2 separate regions of the Mus musculus genome follow, and region 2 is linked to region 1. Evidence: chromatin loops called from intact Hi-C (ENCODE). Cell type or tissue: heart. All regions are shown on one strand. Links, peaks and the distances in the headings refer to the core of each region. The heading gives the core; the rest is flanking DNA. Region 1 holds the start of Mettl14 (methyltransferase like 14). Region 2 holds the start of Dnttip2 (deoxynucleotidyltransferase, terminal, interacting protein 2).

What was found. Hi-C counts contacts between places; a loop is a spot of excess contacts. Peaks named below come from ENCODE experiments on the same cell type or tissue, not always from the same donor. Only the 100,000 strongest peaks of a DNase experiment are listed, where the experiment ranks them.
Region 2: it touches region 1 in a loop (5-fold over the local background); 2 of 42 quality-filtered maps call a loop at or near these places.

What each region holds. Positions count from the first base shown.
Region 1 is chr3:123,384,519-123,387,427 of GRCm38, forward strand. Mettl14 (methyltransferase like 14) reads right to left here and starts at 1,472. Exons shown (of 11, transcript NM_201638.2): 1 at 1,244-1,472. The coding sequence starts at 1,309. In heart, for the core only: no CTCF peak of the experiment used is centred there; a DNase peak (open chromatin) is centred at 1,473; H3K4me3 peaks cover 1,956 bases; H3K27ac peaks cover 1,303 bases.
Region 2 is chr3:122,272,984-122,275,892 of GRCm38, forward strand. It overlaps Dnttip2 (deoxynucleotidyltransferase, terminal, interacting protein 2), which reads left to right and starts at 1,431. Exons shown (of 7, transcript NM_153806.1): 1 at 1,431-1,495; 2 at 2,215-2,909. The coding sequence starts at 1,436. In heart, for the core only: CTCF peaks have their summits at 1,157 and 1,359; a DNase peak (open chromatin) is centred at 1,348; H3K4me3 peaks cover 2,154 bases; H3K27ac peaks cover 1,207 bases.

The DNA of each region.
Region 1 (2,909 bases), core at 190-2,689:
GAATACGAGTCATTCCTTCAGAAAGTTCTTTGAGGAACCCAAGATTTAGCAATGAGAAATGACAGCGCTCTACCTTAACCACTGAGCCACCTCTCTCTCTAGCCCACCTTCACATTCTCGAGACTGGTGTCGAAGGAAGTTTGTATTATTTTCTTGAGATCCTGGCGAGAAAGACTCATTGGAAATCTAAAATTTACTCACTCAAGCTTTGAGCATTTCCCTCCATTACTTATATTGATTTGTATGGTGTAATGAAAACAGCCTGAGATTTTTAAGTAAAACAACTTGTAGTATGTATTCCCTGCATGAATGGTCTACTAAACGGCAAGCACTCACATCTTCATTCACTAGCTTCAATGAAAGCGAAAGGTTTGAAAAGTAATCTCTAGAGAGAGGAATCTTAGAGAATTCTCTGGTGAGGGCTGGCTAGGGAAAAACGTTAAAATTTGGAAACCTAGTCCTAATGTACTAGTGAACGTAACACCTCCTGTCTCTAATAAATTACCAAGTAAGGATTCAAACGTTTGGTTGAAGGTAGACTGTGTTCTAAGTGCAGAATCTAAAATTTGCTCTAACTTAGGTGGCTTCCAATGAGTCTTTCGACAGGATCTCAAGAAAATAATCAAACTTCCTTCAAAACCAATATCAAGAAAAGATTAAGAACATGCACTGCTCTTCCAAAGGACCTGAGTTCAAGTCCCAAGCACCCACACCAGGAGGCTCACAACTACCTGTAGTTCCAGCTCCAGAAAGATCCAACACCTCTGGCGCTGTGCTCACGTGCACATATATATATACACACAGAGAGACAAACCCCACATAATTTAAAATAAAAACTAATCTTAAAAAAAATAAAGAATCTGAAGCTGACGCGGGAGAAAGGCAAGACATGAAACACTGCTTCAACAGTGACGGTGAAATGTAAGGGCTAAAACTGCCACTTGCTCTTGTAGCAACTACTAGCACTGCACTCATCGACAATTCCCAAGTCTACCCCCACCACTCAAGTCCGTGCCCGCCACGGTGGGGACAGAAAGCCCAAGCCTGGCAGCGGTTGGTTTTCTACGTAATGACTCTGACAGGCACTCGAGTAGACTAGGGAATAAAAGTCCCGGGACAAAGACCTTGACAGATGCTGATGTGAGAGTTCACCAAAAAAAAAAAAAAAAAAAAAAAAAAAAAATTTTTTTTAAAAGAGGCGGCCGCGCACGCGCACTAATGCTCCCTCCCACCCGCCGCACACCTGCTGAGCTAGGAGCTGCCGCCGTAACTTCTGCCGCTCCCGGATCTCCTGCAGGCGGCTATCCATGCCCCAGCTTCGGCTGCTCACCACCCCGACAGACTCCGCGCCCGCCAAAATGCAAATCCACCTGCCAAACCAGGAAACACCGGGTCCCGCCCCGCAGAGATTCTGACCCGGAGACTTTCACGTCCCTCAGGAGGAAGTTTCCGGCGCGCCTGAAACAGGCTATGCCTGAACAGGAAGTCCCGCCTCCAGGACGCCGAAGATATGATGTCACACGACGAGACCCAATGGGGATGTAGTGGTGGTTGAGGGCGAGGAGCCGCTTTTGGCTATCTTCTTAGTGCTTAAAGTCTTTCCTGAAGGGTTAGGCTCGGTTTTTTTGTTTTTTGTTTTTCCTGCTCATAAAAGAAGTTTTTCTTTTTCCCGTTAACCAATTGTCCGCCTGCCAGTCCTGGCTTTTTAATATTTGAGGGATGCTTGTGGGTTTCTTTCACTGCAATACTGACCGGCTTGTGAAGGACTGGATCGCCGCTCAGTAACCTTGGCAAGTTAGCGAGCTTTTGTAAAAGAACAGAGAAAGAGGGTCTTGGGGGGCTGAGGCAGGAGGACCCAGGAGTTTGGAGCCTAGGCTATGTAATGAAACCCTGTCATTCACTCATTTATTTATATAAATAAATAAATAAATAAATAAGAACAGAGAAAGAGGGTCTTGGGGGGCTGAGGCAGGAGGACCCAGGAGTTTGGAGCCTAGGCTATGTAATGAAACCCTGTCATTCACTCATTTATATAAATAAATAAACAAACAAATAAATAAATAAATGCAAGCAAACATAGCGGTAGTTACGTAGTGAAACCCTGTCATTCATAAACACACAAACAGAGCGGGCAGCGCTGAAACCCTGTCATTCATTCATTTATATAAATAAATAAATAAATAAATAAATAAATAAATAAATAAATGCAAGCAAACATAGCGGTAGTTACGTAGTAAATAAATAAATAAATAAATAAATGCAAGCAAACATAGCGGTAGTTACGTAGTAAATAAATAAATAAATAAATAAATAAATAAATAAATAAATGCAAGCAAACATAGCGGTAGTTACGTAGTGAAACCCTGTCATTCATAAACACACAAACAGAGCGGGCAGCGCTAGGCTATGTAATGAAACCCTGTCATTCATTCATTCATTCATATAAATAAATAAATAAATAAATAAATAAATAAATAAATGCAAGCAAACAGCGGTAGTTACGTAGTGAAACCCTGTCATTCATAACAACACACAAACAGAGCGGGCAGCGGTAGCGAATGCCTTTAATTCCAGCACCCGAGAGACAGAGGCCGGCAGTTCTCTGAGTTCGAGGCCAGCCTGGTCTACAGAGCAAATTTCAGGGCAGCCAGACCTACACAGAGAAACCCCATCTCAAAAACAACAATCAAGCAAAAATTCCTTGCATAATAGTAGAATTATATGACAAAAACGTTAATTTTCAAAAAGTCTTCTGTAAATTATTTTGACTATATAGTGTTAAGGTATATCTCTTTCAGACTTAGCTATATTATTTGATAATTATGACTGCCGGGACTAGATGTTTATTCACTGAGCATTTCTTATAGCAAGTACTGTGCTGAGCTCTGGAGTCTATGAAGGCTCAAAGA
Region 2 (2,909 bases), core at 208-2,707, 1.1 Mb before region 1:
TGGAAGATCAGTACCTCCCCCAGAAAGAACAAGATAGAAGAACCCTTTAAAGCCTAAACTGAAAAGTAACAGCCCGCACTTGTCATAGGGTTTTTCACTAAGCCCAGCCTGTCAAGAGCTTGAAGATTCTTGTCTTCAAGTTCCACAAATGCGCAGGAACTCGTTTTCTTGTTCTTCACTTTCTTGTTCTCTCACTCCTAAAGATAGGCTGTTTCCTCAGGGCACACAATGGCTGTGTGGAAACCAGAGACCACAGTTCTCCAGGAAAACAAAAACAAAAAAAAACCCTATTTTACTAAGTAAGCATGAGGCTAGTGTTTTAAGACAACATCTAACAATCAAAAGTTGGTTACTACGTATACCTGGCTCCAAGGAGAGCAATTTAATGTAGAAGTAATGTATCCATGGAAAGATAGGTTTTTAGGAAAAATTTTGTGTTAAAAAGTGAAGGAAAACGAACCCCCCCTTTTTTTTTTCTTGCTTCCAACACTAATTCCTTTACCCCCTCCTCGATTCCTTTGTAGCCTTTCAACATATTCTAGTTCTCCATCTTTCATCCAACAAAACAAAAACTAAAACACCTCAGCCAGGTGCTGTGGCCCATGGATCCCAACACTTGGGAGGCAGATGGATATCTGTGAGTTCAGGATCAGGCTGGTCTAAATAGTGAGTTCTAGGGCAGCCAGGGCCATGTAGAGAGATCTTGTCTCAAAACAAAAATCCTAAAACTCTTTTGATTCTGGCTAGTCTCTTACTTCCATTGTAAAAAAACAAAAAACTTTAATCCCCGTCCTTCACAACGTCTTTCACCTTTTTTATTTAAAAAAAAAAAAAAAAAAAAAAAAAAAAAAAAAAAAGGCGTACTTCAAATCCCGAGACATTTTAGTTAAATCCCACAGCTTTCTAATTATTCTCCGAAAACTTGGGTGCATTTAACATACATCCTTGTATCCCAATCAAATATCGGAATCTCATTTATTAAGTTATTAAAATACTGTTTTCTAAAAGGACTAAATAAAGTCTCCTTTGGCTTCCGTAAAGACTTACGCCAAAGATCTCACAATTACTGCACGGGGGTGGGGGGTGAGGGGGATGGAAAGCAGAGTAAATGATGCGACTTCCCATTTTGTGTTAAACGGCGAGGAGGTCCTCCTCGCTGAGGACCGCACAGCGGACGAGCTGGGAACTGGAGGCGGAGCTGCTTTTGCCCCCCCCCCCCCCCAACACACACACCCCACCCCCCCACCCCCCGCTGACCCGCACTAGTCCGATGGCGGAGACCGCTGGCCAGAACTGCAGTGGAGCCGGGGAAGGAACGATTCTCCCGAGCCGCGGTTTCCGCAGGGAAACCTAAGCGAGTTCCTGTTTCGACGCACTTCCGAAGCGTCGGAACAGAGGAAGCCGCGCTGGCTGCCGGGAATCCGGAGTCGGAAAGATGGTGGTCACCAGGTCCGGGCTCTCCCGGACCAGGCTCCAAGAAAGCTCCCAGCAGAAGGTGAGCTGGGTCTCAGGTTCTCCGGGTCTCCTCGCCGCTGAGCAGAGCGGCTCGGCAGGGCGGAGGAGAGCGACGAGGAACCGAGCGGGTCGCGCGTGGTACTGCGCCGGACTGGCTCGGACCTGGGGGTCTTTCAGGGCTCTTACGGGAGTTTCGGTAGCGTGCCCTGCGCAGGCGAGGCCTTTTAAGTTTACTGTTAGGACAGTACCGGGGAAAGTTAATGCCCGCCACCTCGACCAAGCCTGGTTTGGGGGATAGGAGGAGCACCGTTTTCACGTGGAGAGACTGGCATGGCCGAGCACTAACCCCTCCGGCAACTGAAGGGCGGCGGTGGCGTCACTCAGAGCCTCTGGTTGTCTTCTGGTGCTATGCTCTTTAGATTGTGTGGTAAGGGCTATAGAGCAGCCCTTTCCTGTTGTAGAAATCCAGGCAAGTATCGGATTACCTTACACACTCCTAAACACGTGCTCAATTAGTATTCAACTCCCCCCCCTCCCTGCGCTTCTATAAATGATTTAAAATTTACCTCCTCTTTCTTTAAGTAGAGAAAGTTTTTTTAGTTCTGCTTTCTGAAGCCTAGGATGAGGCAAGTAAAAGAAATATCTTATCGTGAGTTTGTCTTCGTTTTGTACCTTCTTGAGTTTTGTTCCTTAGGCCATGCCACCTTTACCCTTGTCCCTGCCCTATCTACACTATATTGTGTTTGTTTTGGTTTTCAGAGGTCTGCTCCTCGGAGAATTGGGACACATCTAGAAAGCACAAAGGAATCGGGATCCGATGGCAGCACAGCTGAATCGCAGCCTGCTGAGAAACAGCACTCACGCAGCAGCAGCAGAACCACAGGCCCAGCGGAGATCATTGTGCTTATTTCTGATGACGAGGCTTCTGAAACGGAGTCCCACACTTCTGGGGTTACTTCTGTGTTAGAGGACCAAGAGCCCATTGTAAGAGTAACTAGGAAACGGCAGATCGTAATTGCTTCCACCTCAAAGTCCACTGTTAGGAAAAGGCAGAAAGTAGCCCCTCAGCATGCATCTGCTGATGAAGTTGTTGTTTCTGAAGCAGAGTCTCATGTTTCAGGGGTTTCTATGGTTGTACCTTCCACAGAGAGAAGCAGCAGAAATAAGGCTAATTCTCAAAGAGATTCAAGCCAAGAATCACAGTCGGGAACTGTATCTGATGCTGAGTTGTCCTGCTCAGGCATTTCATCGTTAGAGATCTTGCCGAGAACAACAGCCAGGAATGTGAAGAAGAAATTACAGTTCCCAGCTGAGAAAAACGATACTAAGATTACACCAGGAAATAAAAAGCAAATTGTGGGTATGTCTGTGTGTTCAGAGGACTCAGATGCTACTCAGTTATCAGCAAGACCACTTTCTCAGAGAAATATGCCAAATGTTTCTGATAGTGAAAC